Linked DNA regions of Homo sapiens: region 2 is linked to region 1. Evidence: chromatin loops called from intact Hi-C (ENCODE). Cell type or tissue: MCF 10A. All regions are shown on one strand.

Region 1 (8,000 bases):
AAATGTTTGAACCAAGAACAAGTTAAGCCTGGGTTATTTTTTTCCTTCAAAATGGCTTATATGTTGGGGGGTGTGGCGAGGGGAAGGAGTGGTCCGTTGTTTTTAATAATTAAGTAGCTTTCCAAAGAAAATGATTGAAATCTAATCCTCAGACTGCTGGAAGCTTTCACATTTCTCTGGGAAGAAGAGTCTTCTAAGCTTGTGTGTTATTGATCTATTAATGATGATACTGATTAAAAAATAAAACCTCATTCATCAGTTGAGACACACTCAGGACTATTAGCTGAAAAAACGATGGATGTGGTAGTGTGGTTATACTGTGAATCATAGTTCTTGCAAAGCACGCTCTTGGTTCATTATTCAAAATGTATCTTTTATAGGTTTTTAATTTTTTATCTCATACTATTAACTATGGATGGATGGAGCAAAATAATTTTAAGCATTTTACATATCATTTTCTAAATCTAGGGAATAATTTGTTAGGATATTGTTACAAAAATAGCAGAATTTCAAAGTTATAACACATTTCATTTCTAAGGAATTCTCATTGGCATCATTATTGAATCACTTGAAAGTGATTACCTATGTTATTAAATTTACATTTATAGATATTAATTTAATAATGTACATATTTATAGAATTTATTAAATTTATTTAAATATTCAGTATTTTGTATTTGGCTTTAGGCATATGAGGCAGACAGAATTGTAAGCCATAATACCTACCTTTCTTCTAGGATCTTTCAAAGTATTTGCCAGGAAAAAAGACTTACGTTTTTAAAGGTGGTACATTATAGTGCTTGGGAGCTAGTACATTATAGTTCCTGGGATCTCAGGACTGGGATTAAAACAAACTTGGACCTGAGTGCCACACCCACCCCATACTAATAGCGTGACCTTGGGCAAGTCACTTTTCTATATGCTCAGTCTTTTCTGTAAAATAAGGATAACAATAGAAGCTACCTCATAAAGTCGTTGTGAAAATTGTGAGTTAATATATGTAATATAAAGTGCTTATAATGGTGTCTAATAAATATTAGACATCATTGCTGTTTTTATTGTTGTTACTAATATATATTGCATCATACCTAATTAGACTTAATGCTGTCATAAAGTATGCAACATAACAACATAATACAACACAAGCCAGACAGTTTCTCTACCCTCAACCCTTTGCACATTCTACTGCCTCACACTGGGTGATCTTACGTGGCTCGTATGGACCCAACACAACCTAAATGGTGGTGACTCTCACATCTTTATCTCCAGCCCTGTCTTTTCTCTGTGCTCTAACCCTGTATAGCCAGCTTGCTGCCGAACACTGCCATTAGGATATCCCATAAGGCACCACATACCACAGTCAGCTCACCATCTGCCCACTCTACTTCTCAGTAGACCTTCACTCCCATTCATGAATAGCTATAAATTATTCTGAAGTTCTATGTACACCTTCACCTTTTTCTTCTCCTCCAAGGTAGCAGAAGGCCAGCAAAAGGAAGGGACTTATAACTTAAATAAGTAGAACTGGGAAGAGGAGGAAGAGGAGATTCTTCCCTTCCCTTCATCCCCACTTCAAGTCATGTCCATGAACTCATTCTGCCAACATTTTTACTGTGGCCTGGCCCTATGTGAAGAAAGGTAGTCTCAGATTTTAACTGTTTCACCCTATTTAATCAATAGATATTAACCAAATCCTTTATGTTATTTGTTATTCAAGAGGAGATAATAGAGTCAAAGGCTCTACTGCAGCCTGGAAGTGTTGGTTCACCATTCCCAACAAGCCAGCTTTCTTTACCATTGTCATGTTGGCCTTGCCCTAGAAATCTGAATCACTGCATTATGATATGATAGGCTGAGCTTAGCTGTTTGTGCTGCAACGTGACCATCCCCTGCCAGCTATATTTTCAAGCTGTTTCAGGACCATGTCATTATTTTGCAAACAAACCAGCTGAATGGTTCAATGTTTCCCACATTCCTTCCCACTACTCCGCCCTAAATGTACAAAGCAACCGATAAACACATGCAAACTTGAAATTATTGCAGATTGTCGGAGCCCTACAAAAATTCAGCCCTGTTACTTAAAACAAGTCAAGAAACCCAAATGTATAAGAAGTTGATGTTTTAATGGACAGAGAACTCTGTGAAAGGCTTTTAGCTTACAAGTTGGTGGAATGTAGTATCATTTAATGTCCTTGTACTTTAATATTCGCAAATGTCATTTCTGATTACAGAATACAGCTTCTCTCCAGTCCCCTGATTCATATTATAGAAAGAACACCAACTTAGTCTAAGGAAAATTGAACCCTCCCAACTGTATTTGAACCCATCCTTCTCGCTAACAAGTGTCAGTCAAAACAGAGAGAATAACTAACATCTAAATCTTGGATATGTCTTATTTGTATTTCATTTTTGGGCTTACAGTTATGATCAAGCAGCTATTCTTGTTTCTTTTCTGAAAAAAAAAAAAAAAAAAAACACAGCCTCAAATTGCCAAGTGAAACATGATTCTCAAATCTATAGAATTTATTAAATTTTATGTATAGATTTTATGAAATGTTTACACTGAATTATGTGTCTATCTTCATATGCTATCCTCATGTTTTCTGCCATAAAAACGTGTAAGTTATTACAAACTCAGTGTTTTAAAATACCGGATAGGAGATACAAAAGAGTACCACATACACTCTGCTGATTCCTTTCAGTTTACTTACTTTAAATTTTTTTCCTGCAGGTCATAGAGCTGAATATATGACTACAAGGTAGGAAAATATTTTATCATAACTTATAGCGTATTTTACTTTCTCTTTAACAAGAAGCAACCATTTCAATGCTGAAAGAATTAACATTTTGTTAATGAATACGGGAGATAGTTTTGGCTTGACAAAGCATAGCAACATGAAATGTTTGGGCTTCTTACAAGACTAGGTATGTTCTAGCTTATTTTTGTTTCCCTCTGGAATTGTAAAGCTCTTTAATAGGCAGAGACAGTAACAAAAACCTAAGTTAAACCGGCTTGGTTTATCTAATCCAGAATACTTTAACTGTTTCTAAATAGCGTGACAGGACTTTTGATTTGATAGTTTAATTAAAAAAAAAATACGACGTGTACATCTACTGCATAAGTAAGTAGAAAGTACAATTATTTTCTGTTCCTATTTTCCTTTAGTCATATAAACATTAGAGCTGGCCGGGTGCAGTGGCTCAGCCTGTAATCCCAGCACTTTGGGAGACTGAGGCGGGTGGATCACCTGAGGTCAGGAGCTCACGACCAGCCTGGCCAATGTGGTGAAACCCTGTCTCTACTAAAAATACCAAAAAATTAGCCGGGCGTGGTGGTGTGCGCCTGTAATCCCAGCTACTCAGGAGGCTGGGGCAGGAAAATCACTTGAACCCGGCAGGCGGAGGTTGCAGTGAGCCAAGATTGCGCCACCACACTCCAGCCTGGGCAAGAGCGAGACTCCATCTCAAAAAATAAAAATAAAAAATAAAAATAAAAATTTGAGCTATATTGAATATCTTTAGGATTTTAGCTGTCTATATATTCTCCATTTTGATTCACTTTAAACATTTAACTTTTAACACATACTCCCATATTGTACTTTCTTCATTCAGGGGAGGATTGTGAAGCTACTACAAGAAAGGAAAGCCATTTGGGCAGCAGATTCTGATTTGGGTTCGGGAAAGTTTGTGGCAACTTTTATTTTTCTATGTCACCATTTGTGCAACAGACAGAAATTATCTAATTAGCATAGCAAGATGTTGCATTTTTGAAATTGAGTTCTCTTTGAAATAAGACGCATTTAGAACACTGGTATATCTGCTGCAGTAATTGGCAAGTTGACTTTCAAGGATCTATAATGTTATTGCTGGGCAGCTTATTCATAAGGAAGCCCCTCGTACTTCATGGTAAACCAACTAGAAAGATACAGCTCCTGACTTTTCCAAACCTAACAAAAGAAAAAAACACTGAGGTTTTTCTTCACTGTGTCAGTGAAAAAGAAGACTATTACCTCGACCTGGTAATATGCAGCTTATAGAGATGTTTTTCACCTATAGCATCTCCTTGCACTATCAATTATTTTACCTGTTGTTTCTCAATTATAATTACTGTAAGGCACTTCAAAAAAAGAGATTTTTTTAAAAAGCAGAAATGGAAATATATTAATTTGCCATGAGAGCTATAATTGCCAAATAGACTAGATATTCACATCAACCTGACCAGTACTTCCTCTCATGTGGGCATCCTCTGTAGGAAACCAAATTATCAGGAAGTCATGTGGTAGCCACAGAATCAGAATGAGTCACGCAATTGGAATGTTGAACGTCCCTGGCTCTGTTCACTTGATGTGGGTGTAGCAGAGCAAGAATCATCAGACCTCTGCCATGGAAATTACTTTGATAAGCACTGAGGCAATTCGTTTTCATTCCAGGTTCCTCTCACAACTTGCATGCGTTCATATTTACCGTACTATAGAATCCTACAGAGGTGATTTTCAGGCCTTTCATAGAAGACTCAAAAGATATCCCTCCATTAGCCAGCATTACCCTGCGTCTCCCAGTCATGCGGGGACAATGATTCAGTGCATTGGAGGTTTTTGGCTCCGTCTACAAGATTGGCTTGCTCCGTGAATCAGTGACCAAACAAAATTCTAATCTGCTTAGCTTTGTCAGCTTCTCCAGATATCACCAGATGTGAAGCTCTCTTGGACCTTATTGTAATAACCACATTTTCTAGTTTTTTAATGCTTTGGTATATTGGGGACTTTCTGACCCCAGAAGTACTGCCCCTCCCGGGATTAGCCAATTCCTAGCAGTAGTAGTAAGAACTGGCTTGCCAAGTGTGCCTTTTGTATGCAAGCCAGGTGATCCAGACGACCTACCTCCAACCACCTCCTTCATGGTTCTGACACTCACGGCCACTATTCCCCTTCCCTAATCACCCCAAGGCCAGGTATAGGACAACTTAGGGATAGTCCCTATGCCCCAAAGCCCACTGGAATCATTCCAACTAGCCTATTCTAAACCTGCTTGCCCAGCTTCTCCCATTCCCTCCAGTGGGAACCACAATAAAGACTCCTGCCCACATTTTCCTTTGTGCCTTCTGCCTCCTGACCCACCCCGGTGCTTCCTTCTGTGGCCTCCCTGGTGGTGGGGCACATCCCCAACTCTTTAACAAACTATCTTTTCAGTGGTAGTTGTCTCCTGAACGTTGGCCTCCCCGTACCTGAATAAAAATGAAATCCACACTTTAAAACACTTTTAAAATAGTGAAAGGAGTGGATGAAATCAAGTATGTAGGGTTAAATGCTTTGGTGGTTGGTTGTTTTGTTCTTTTTACTCCTATCAGATTATTTCCTCCATGAATGGCCAGAACTCAGTGTATAAAAGAGATCTCAGAAATTTCATCCGTGGCAGGAGATGACATGTTGCCTGGTAGAAGTTTCCATATTCTCTCCTAGACACTTGCAAAGGCTTCTTTTAACCTCGCCAGCACTGTAGAACTTCAGGTGCTGCTTGCTGTGCACCTTGTTCATCATATGAGCCCATCTGCTGGGAGGGTCTTAGAATTTAGCTGTGGAAGGCTGTACCAGTAGGTTTGTTTCCATACATGATAGTGTCTAAGGAAGCTAGTCAGGCTTCCACGTAACTTCTTGGGATCTGGTATATGAACCAGACTTTCTGAACTTAAGCTAAATGAACTAAAAAAGATAAATTTTCCTAGAGTCTGAAGCTTAATGAAGGGCTTTACACAATTTCCTGGTGTGGTGTGTATCCTCCTATAAGTCTTGCAGTTAAAAAGGAGTTTTACATTAAAACATCCAGAGACAGGTCTCAGGGCTCTCCTTCCATGTATTTCATTCAGCACAGTAGTAGAAGTTGAGTCAGGTAATTCTGGCCTTCTTTCCACTAAAGGGAGAGAGCAGAAGAGGTTCCCTCTCTGCAGTCACAGGGCAAGATGTCACAGTTTCTAAATATACTACATGCTGCACTAGATGTGCATATGTCAGAGAGAATGGTTTATTCACCAGAGCAAATGGGCAGACTGGAGAGGAAGAGAGTCTGCAGTGGCATAAACAAGTACATCCTCAGATATTTAGGTGGTGGAATAGTTTGTTCTAAAGAAATAATAACTCATGCGAGCCTGTATGTCCCCCAAATTAGAAAAAGCAGTGAACCCAAATTATTTTTCTCACTTGTGACCTATTAATAGTTACTTTTGCATGAAATAAAATTCCATTACTGCTGGAGGGGTATCGAACAGATGTGATGTTACTTGCATTGGTTTGCTGGGCTGAGTGAGGTGGCTCACGCCTATAATTCCAGCACTTTGGGAGGCCAAGGTGGAAGGATCTTTTGAGCCCAGGAGTTCAAGACCAGCCTGGAAAACACAGGGGGACTCCGTCTCTATAAAAAATTTAAAAATTAGCTGGGCATGATGGCATGCGCCTGTAGTCCTAGCTACTTGGGCTGAGGTGGGAGGATCCCTTGAGCCCAGAAGAAGGTGGAGGCTGCAGTGAGCCATGATCATTCCACTACACTCCAGCCTGGGTAACAGAGCAAGACTCTGACTTAAAAAAAAAAATTATGTGTACCTAAAAATGTTATATTTAATTCCTCATTTGGGGATCTACCGGAGCCCTAATCTTTATGACCGGTTGTATCTTACTGTGTGACTTGTAAACCAAATAACAAGAATGCTGGTTTGTAACATTTGGCCAAATAGCTAACGAGTCTACTTGGTAGTGCTTATTTTAAAACAAACCAGCAAACAAACAAATGTCAGCTGCAGCATACAGGGAAACAGCAGTGTGAATAAACAATTTGTATGTTTTTTGATACAGAAGTGAAAGTAAATAAATGGGAAATGGGAGGGAATGTTTTCCCCTGTGATTGGGGGAGGGGAAGGAACCCAAGATTCCCGTGTTTTGTAATATTGATGTGACCTATAGATGTTTCATTTATTGTTTGATTTCTGCCATGCTCAGTAATTATATTCCCTTCCCTTAGGCCTCCAAATGTTCCCCCTAAGCCCCAGAAACACAGGAAGTCCAGGCCCCGCTCACAGTATAATACTAAGTTGTTTAATGGGGATTTGGAAACATTCGTCAAGGTACTGGCACCAGCCATCTGGGTGGCTGATCTCCATGCTTCTTACTATAATGGTCTCAGCCTCTTGTAAGAGGAGGAAGGTCATTATGTCCAAGTCTGTCCTGGGGCTCTTTGCTTTCCCAGAAAATCAATATAATATTTCCTGAAGTCAGAGAGGAAAGAATATTTGGGTCGAGTGCCTTCAGAAGAGAGAATAAATGTGAGTATTATTATGTGGGCATAAAAGAAAGCCCTCTTTCTTTATTTTTTTAAAAAGAGCCATAATTTGTACAGAAAGTTAAAAAGCAACCTGATAAAAATGTTGTATTTTTACTCATGCAAATGAGATGGCACAAAATATTCTTTAAAGTCTGCTTGTTAGGATAGCTCTGAAACACAGCAGGAGTTTTGATTTCCCATGACTTGAGGAATTCATTATATTGAATGAATTGTAAGACTATGATCTATACCTTGTACCTCTGCTGTGTTTACTCTTCGTCTTCTTTTTCATCCTGTATTTCTGATAATGCTTCTAGCCGAGGACGAAGAAACTCGCACACAAGACATCAGGTATAGTGCTAGAGGGACGTGAGGGTGCTCTTTCACTGTTGGTATCATTTTCAAGTCGTGCTCATGCTTGGCTTTAATTAGATTGTTAAGGTTTTTAAAAGAAAAATGTTTGCATTTGGAAATCAGACAAGTTTATAAATAGGTTTTACTTAGAAACTGTAGCAATCAAACACTAGAGGAAAAATGGGCACATTAAACTATTAGTTTTTACATTATGTGTTTGGCAAATGTATCAAGTTTGATCAAGGGCTTTATTAGGGAAAGTCAATGTTAAATACCAAATACACATTTAATACTGGATTATGGACCCTAGTGTGAATTTTACAAAAAAGAAAAGGGCTT
Region 2 (8,000 bases), 170 kb after region 1:
TAATAATAGTCATCCTCTGAAGGAATGAGGACTTGAGATTGCCAAGATGATCTTTTTTGCTCCAACACACCAATCTCAGCATATTTCAGTTTGTGTGCCACTTTCGTTCTTGGATATGGTCCAACACACACACACACGTACACACACTTTCTCTCAAAACACTTTATATATTTTTTAGAGAAAATATTTCTCAATCTCCTTAAAAATCATTATTTCATTCCATCTTTTCATCATTGTTAACACTAAACCATTTGGAGTCACGTTGGCAACTGGATTTCATCTTGAGACTTGTCATTGAGGAATCATTTTGTTGTGTAGCAATCCCTATTCACAACATCAGCCAAATTATGTCATGTGGTTGCAAAACTGCTGTCCTGTCTTCCAGCTTTTCTGAGTAAATTTGACTCTTTGAGAAGCTTCGTTCTTCCTATCCTAAAATGACCTTATATGCTCTCGTATCTCAGGGGATCCTAATTGTGATGAAATCTTTCTCTTTATTTCCTTTCTTATAGCCTGTGTTTTGAGGTGGTGTTTTAGGGGTGTGGGGAGTAGGGGAACTACTGAGGTCTGAGTCACAAAAGGAGATCTGAACAAGATATCTGAAGTTCAGTTGGGCCCTCAAAGCTTCACTCGTATTGGACTAGATATGCTTCCTGAGAGAAGTCTCTAAAAGTTCTGTAAATGACACTGACCCTTTTGTTTCCTAACTCCTACTGTTAAGGCACAGGTTCTTTACTGATCTTAAAACCCTAGGCCAGGATGGCTGTAACCAGGGTGTATAACCTTATGTTTTATTGTCCAAATAAGGACACATTTTAACATTTCAATAGTTTGGGGGTACAGGTGGTTTTTGGTTACATGGATGAGTTCCTTAGTGGTGAATTTTGAGATTTTAGTGCACCTGTCCCCCAAACAGTGTACATTGTACTCAATATGTAGTCTTTTATCCCTCCCCCCGTCCAACCACCCCCCTACCCCATCCCCAAAGTCCATTAGATCACTCTGTATGTCTTTGTGTCCAAATGAGGACACTTTTGAAACTGAAAGTGGGTGCTGGGGGTAAAAGACATAAGCCAGGGCCCACACAGGCAAACCATGCTGTCAGGTCAGCATACCTAAAACACTTTGAGCCTCTTATCCTCTATTAGCAGAGGTTAAGTTGGGGTCTCTAGATTTCTTTTTTTCTTTTTTTTTTTTTTTCATTGTTGTTGTTGTTGTTGGGATAAGGTCTTGTTCTGTTCACCCAGGCTGGACTGCAGTGGCACAAACATGGCTCACTGCAGCCTCTACCTCCCAGGCTCAAGTGATCCTCCCACCTCAGCGCCCAACCCAAGTAGCTGGGACTGCAGACATATGCCACCATATCTGGCTGTTTTTTTGTTTTCTTGGGTTTTGCCATGTTGTCCAGGCTGGTCTCAAACTTCTGGCTCAAGCGATCCTCCCACTTCAGCCTCCCGAAGTGCTGGGTTTACAAGTGTGAGCCACCATGCCTGGCCTAGATTTCAACTTGAAAGTCTGTGAGGTGGCTAGGAATGGTGGCTCACACCTGTAATCCCAGCACTTTAGGAGGCTGAGGCAGGTGGATCGCTTGAGCTCAGAAGTTCAAGACCAGCCTGGGCAACATAGTGAGACCTCGTCTCTATATATTTTTTAAATAAATAATAATTTTTAAAAAAAGAAAGTCTGTGGGGTTTATTGGATAATTTAAAGTTTTATTTTCATTTCAATAAAATGCTTGTGATTTAAAGTGCCTGTGTTTGCATTATTTACATTGATCCAATGTTTGTCCCTAAGTGGGAGAACTTTGTCTCCGGTCAAAGAGAGAACAGAGGTAGACTTTACCATAGTGAAATGTTCAAGCCAAGTGAAACACAGAAAGATGCATGGCCTGTAAATAAAGACTTGTAGTGTTTCAGAAAGAGAAAAGTGGAACATGATCACAGAAGGATGCTGAATTCAAGAGTGTATTGTAGCATTTTACTATATTCACTTTGCAAAAAGAAATGTATTTTCAGGAAAACATCATGCATCATATTGATATTAATTTGCATTAATTTAATAAACTTTTAGATTATAAATTTGTTGATTTTATAAGAATACAATAAGTTTTCTTACATGTACATTTATGTTAGTATGTATTATAGAAGCATGACAGCAAAAATGATTTAATTTTGAAGGTTTGCAGAAATTTTTATTTTTTATTTGTTTTATAGATGTGGGGTCTCACTATGATGCGCAGGCTGGTCTCAGACTCCTGGGCTCAGGTGATCCTGCCACCTCAGCCTCCCAAAGTGCTGGGATTACAGGCATGAGCCACCACGCCCAGCCTGAAGGAATTTTTAAAGTATAAGAATCAGTGCTGATACAACACCGAAAGCATAAGTAATAAAAGGAAAAATAGACACGAGACTACATCAAACTAAAAAGCTTCCATGCAGCAAAAGAAATAACCAACAGAGTGAAAAGGCAACCTATGGAATGAGAGAAAATGTTTGCAAACCATGTATCAGATAAGGGGTTAATATCCAAAATATGTAAGAAACTCATTGAATTTAATAGCAAAAATACCAATAACCTGATTTGAAAATGGGCAAAGGATCTGAATAGACATTCCTCCAAAGTAGACATACAAATAGCCAACAGGTTTATAAAAAGATGCCCAGAGCCAGTCATGGTGGTTCATGCCTGTAATCCCAACACTTGGGAGGCTGAGGCAGGCAGATCGCTTGAGCCCAGAAGTTCAAGACCAGCCTGAGCAACATAGTGAGACATCGTCTCTACAAAACAAAAACTTTTTTAAAATTAGGTTGTAGTGGCACACACGTAGTCCAGCTACTCGGGAGGCTGAGGTGGATTGCTTGAGCTCAGGAGGTCAAGACTGCAGTGGGCCATGCTCCAGCATGGGTGACAAAGCAAGACTGTATCTCAAATACACATACACACACATACACACATGATGCCCAGTGTCACTAATCATCAGGGAAATGAAAGTCAAAACTACAGTGAGATATCACCTCACACTTGTTAGCATGGCCATTACCAAAAATACATAAAATAAGCGTTGAGGATATGGAGAAATTTCAACATGTGTACACTGTTGGTGGGAATGTAAAATGCTGCAGCCATATGGAAAACAGTATGAAAGTTTCTCCAAAAAATTAAAAATTGAAGTGTTGTATGATCTAGCAATACCACTTCTGGTATTTATTCAAAAGAATTGAATCAAAACAGGATCTTGAAAAGATATTTGTACTCCCATGTTCATTGCTGTATTATTCACAATAGCCGAGAGGTAGAAAAAATCTGAATGTCCGTCAGTGGATGAATGGATAAAGAAAATGTGGTATATACAGACAATGGAATATTATTCAGCAGAGCTGTCCTGCAATATCTGCCATTATTTATTTCTACGGGGAAATTATTCTGTCTTCCACATAGCTGACCTATAAATGAAGGTGTTAAAAAGAGAAGGAAATCCTGTCACATGCTGCAACAAGAATTTGGAAGACATTATGCTAAGTGAAATAAGCCCATCTCAAAAACAACAACAACACTGCCTGATTCTTCTTACATGAGGCATCTAAAGGAGTCAAACTCATACAAACTAAAATGGTGTTTTTGGAGAGGGGAAAGTTAGTTGCAGTTTGATGGGTATAGGATTTCAGTCATGCTAGATGAGACCTTTCTAGAGATATGCTGTACAACAATGTGCATATAGGTAACAATCATATACACTTAAAATTTTGTTAAGAGGGTACATCTCAATATGAATTTTTCACAATTAAAAAAAATCAATATTCCATAGGTTAGACCAAAGTTTTGCCTTTCTTTCTCTTCCTAATCCAACTATGCCCTCTGGTGGTGATAGTTGCTAATAGAAGTAAAATAACTACTCCTTTGTATCCTTTCCAAATTCATTTTGTAGGTCAGCTGTGTGGAAGACAGAATAATTTCCCTGTAGAAACAAAGTTGTAAATAATGGCAGATGTTGCAGGACAACCCACCAAAACCCATATAAATCTTACTTGAAACAGTATTGAGAGTAGCCCTCTATCACTTGATTTACACCCTCCTTCTTCCGTCCCACCCTCCTTGTTGGTGAAACAAATGAAAAATCCCATATCCACAGTCTACTCTGTCCCCATCACCATCAGAAGTAGAAAGAGGAAAGAGAAGGGAAGAGGATTCGTGCTTCCGCCAAATTTAACAGCTTTATTTATAGGCACACTTTCTGTCCTGAAACCCCACACCCATCCTGCGGCCTTCAAAGGAGTGGACCACCTAGAAACTTAAACGTCCTCTTTGCCTCTTTCAGAATCTTAGGGCAAATATTAAGAAGACCTTGCATTCTAAAAATGAGCCGGGCGTGTTGTTTGGCGCCTGTAGTCCCAGCTACTCGGGAGGCTGAGGCAGGAGAATGGCGTGAACCCGGGAGGCGGAGCTTGCAGTGAGCGGGGATCGCACCACTGCGCTCCAGCAACAATGCGAGACTCCGTCTCAAAAAAAAAAAAAAAAAAAAGAAGACCTTGCATTCTTTTCTCTTGCTCAACCTATAGTCCTTAGCTCTCCAGGGCATCACCATGTTGCCCAGGCTGCTCTTGAGCTCCTGAATTCAAGCAATCCACTTGCCTCGGCTTCCCAAAGTGCTGGGATTACAAATGTTAGCCACTGTGCCAGGCCAGTAATTCCAAAGTCAAAGTCACCAGAGTCTCCAGAGTCAAAATCACCTTCTAAGTAGAAGGCAACAAAAAAGAAAAAGAAGACCAGGAAAAATAAAATGGAAAAAAAAGAAAAACCTCTTCCACCCAAGGTCTACTCATACCTGGAAATCTCTACGATGTATAACCAATAAACCTCCAAAGACCTTGTCTTTTCCCAGCTTTATAAAACTTTCCCCCAGTCCCTTCTAGGGGCTGGCTGGAAGAAGGAAGGGATGAGGGATGGAACAATCCCAGTCTAGTTGGTGTACATCATATTCCATTAATGCTTGATTGTCTTTTTTTTTTTTTTTTTTTTTTTTTTGAGATAGAGTCTCACTTTGTCACCCAGGCTGGAGTGCAGTGGCATGACCTTGGCTCACTGCAACCTCCGCCTTCCGGGTTCAAGTGATTCTCCTGTCTCAGCCTCCCGAGTAGCTCGGATTACAAGCACGCGATGCCACGCCCGGCTAATTTTTGTATTTTTAGTAGAGACGGGGTTTCACCATGTTGGCCAGGCTGGTGTCAAACTCCTGACCTCAAGTGATCCACCCGCCTCAACCTTCCAAAGTGCTGGGATTACAGGCCTGAGCCGCCACACCTGGCCCAATGCTTGATTTTCTTGTGTGCTCAACTATTGTTTGTGCTGTATGATTCCCAGGGCCTCTCCCCGGGAAGGGACAAGAATGACATGGACCCTGCTGTATGTAAACACATTTTTTTTGTTGTTGTTATTTGGTTGGTTGGTTAGACGGTCTCAGTCTGTCTGCCAGGATAGAGTGCAATGGCGCCATCATAGCTCACTAAATCCTATTTCTAAGGAACTAGAAAACTGTGGAATATTATCAAATCCACTCAAAGTGACAAGAGGAAAAAAATCTATATTATGATTTTAGTGATATAGGAAAAAAGAGCTGGAAGAGCATATAGACAAAAACACTTGGATTGTTTAGAATGACCTGATGTTGGTGCATTATTTAATTTGGAATTACCGGCCGGGTGCAGCAGCTAACACTTGAAATCCCAGGACTTTGGGAAGCTGAGGTGGGCAGATCACTTGATTCTAGGAGTTTGAGACCAGCCTGGGCAACATGGTGAAACCCTGTCTCTACAAAAAAAAAAAAAAAAGTAAATATTATCTGGGCATGGAGGCACATGCCTGTAGTCCTAGCTACTCAGGGGGCTGAGATGGGAGGATTGCTTGAGCCCAGAAATTCAAGGCTGTGGTGAGCTGAGATCGTGCCACTACACTCCATGCACTCCATGCACTCCAGTCTGAGTGACAAAGCGAGACCCTGTCTCAAAAAATAATAATAATAATAATTTGGAATTATGCAAACATTGGTATAATGCATAATTTTGTATAATGATAAATGAAAATATTGACTGTTTTATATTGTCAAAATGCAAAACTTAAAAACTTAAAAGAGGCTTAACACAACCCTTTATTGTATCTCACAATTCTGTGGATTGGATGGGCAGTTCTTCTACAGGTCTCACCTGGGTTTCCCACGAGTTTGCTGGGAAAGGGCAGCTGGTGCTCTTCTGTGTGGTCTCTCCATGCCTATGATGTCATCCTCCAAGGCCTCTCTACGTGGTGGCTTGGAAACAGAAGCTGCCAGACCCAGACCGTCTTAAAGTCTGGGGTCTGAAATCCTAGAACTTTACTTCCTCCACATTCTTCTGGTCAGAATAGCACAGGCTCAGCCCAGATGAGAGCAGAAGAGACACAAACTTCACCTCTTTTTTTTTTTTTTTTTTTTTTTTGAGACAGGGTTTCATTCCTGTCACCCCAGGCTGGAGTGCAGTGGCATAATCTGGGCTCACGGCAACCTCCGCCTCCCAGGTTCAAACGTTTCTCTTGCTTCAGCCTCCTAAGTAGCTGGGACTACAGGCGTGCACCACCATGCCTGGCTAATTTTTGTATTTTGGTAGAGACAGGGTTTTGTCATGTTGCCCAGGTGATCTCAAACTCCTGATCTCAGGTGATCCGCCCACCTCAGCCTCCCAAAGTGCTGGGATTATAGGTGTGAGCCACTGCACCTGGACAAACTTCACCTCTTGATGGGAGGAGTAACATGCAAATATAGTGAGGGATGGTATGGTTTGGAACATGCTTGGAGATCAGCTATCACTTTGACTTTTTTGAAAACCATACTGATGCTGGACGTGGTGGCTCATACCTGTAATCTCAGCACTTTGAGAGGCCGAGGCGGGCAGATCACTTGAGGTCAGGAGTTCGAGACCAGCCTGGCCAACATGGTGAAGCCCTGTCTCTACTAAAAATATAAAAAGAATATTAGCCAGGCATGGCGGTGTGCACCTATAATCCCAGCTACTCAGGAGGCTGAGGCAGGAGAATTGCTTGAACCTGGGAGGCAGAGGTTGCAGTAAGCTGAGATCGCGCCACTGCACTCTAGCCTGGGCAACAGAGTGAGACTCCATCTCAAAAAAAGAAACAAACAAACAAACCATACTGAAATCTTAAGCCAGTAATTAATCCTCATCTAATTTGTGTTTTATTAGTCCATTTATTCCTTCAACATAGATGAAACACTTTGTGCCAGGCACTATTCTGGGTGCTGAGGATAAAGTATTGAACAAGACAAAGAAGGGTCAAACCCTCATGGAGCTTACATCCTGAAATTCTCACATTGCAAAGAATAAGCAAGTAAACAAATACGTTAAAAGGTAATGTAGGTGGGTGAGACTCTACTGTAGAGTGATCAAAGAAGCTCTTTGAAGTGACAGCTGAAGATCAGGGAAAAAACATTTACTAGTACAAATTTCCAGGGCCTGAAAGAGCTTGGGGTGTTTATTAGAAGGAATAGCACAAAGGCCAATGTGTTTGGGGAGTAGCAAATGAGGAGGAGAATGATTTGGATTAGGTCACAGAGGTAATCATGGGTGAGGTCATTAAGGGCCTTGAAGGCCATGGTAAGGACGTGGGATTTACTCCTGGATAATGGAAAGCAGTGCAAAGATTTAAATTCATTGGCCGGGTACGGTGGCTCATGCCTGTGATCCCAGCACTTTGGGAGGTCAAGGAGGGCAGATTACCTGAGGTCAGGAGTTCGAGACCAGCCTGGCCAACATGGTGAAACCCTGTCTCTACTAAAAATACAAAAATTAGCTGGGCATGGTGGTGGGTGCCTGTAATCCCAGTTACTCGAGAGGCTGAGGCAGGAGAATCACTTTAACTCAGGAGGTGGAGGTTGCAGTGAACCGAGATTGCACTATTGCATTCCAGCCTGGGCAACAAGGGTGAAACTCTGTCTCCAAAAGAAAAAAAAAAAGATTTAA

Evidence for each region. A loop is a pair of places that touch in the nucleus more often than their neighbours do. Peaks named below come from ENCODE experiments on the same cell type or tissue, not always from the same donor. Only the 100,000 strongest peaks of a DNase experiment are listed, where the experiment ranks them.
Region 2: a loop joins it to region 1, with 2.7 times the contacts of the local background. A loop is called at or near these places in 3 of 110 quality-filtered maps.

Annotation. Positions count from the first base shown.
Region 1 is chr12:64,084,269-64,092,268 of GRCh38, forward strand. It overlaps SRGAP1 (SLIT-ROBO Rho GTPase activating protein 1), which reads left to right. Exons shown (of 22, transcript NM_020762.4): 11 at 2,731-2,758; 12 at 7,008-7,110. Among named protein-coding and RNA genes, the nearest start is that of KICS2, 130 kb to the right of the region's middle. In MCF 10A, no CTCF peak of the experiment used is centred here; a DNase peak (open chromatin) is centred at 4,313.
Region 2 is chr12:64,252,506-64,260,505 of GRCh38, forward strand. No RefSeq gene overlaps it. Among named protein-coding and RNA genes, the nearest start is that of KICS2, 34 kb to the left of the region's middle. In MCF 10A, a CTCF peak has its summit at 3,814 (motif pointing left); DNase peaks (open chromatin) are centred at 346 and 3,846.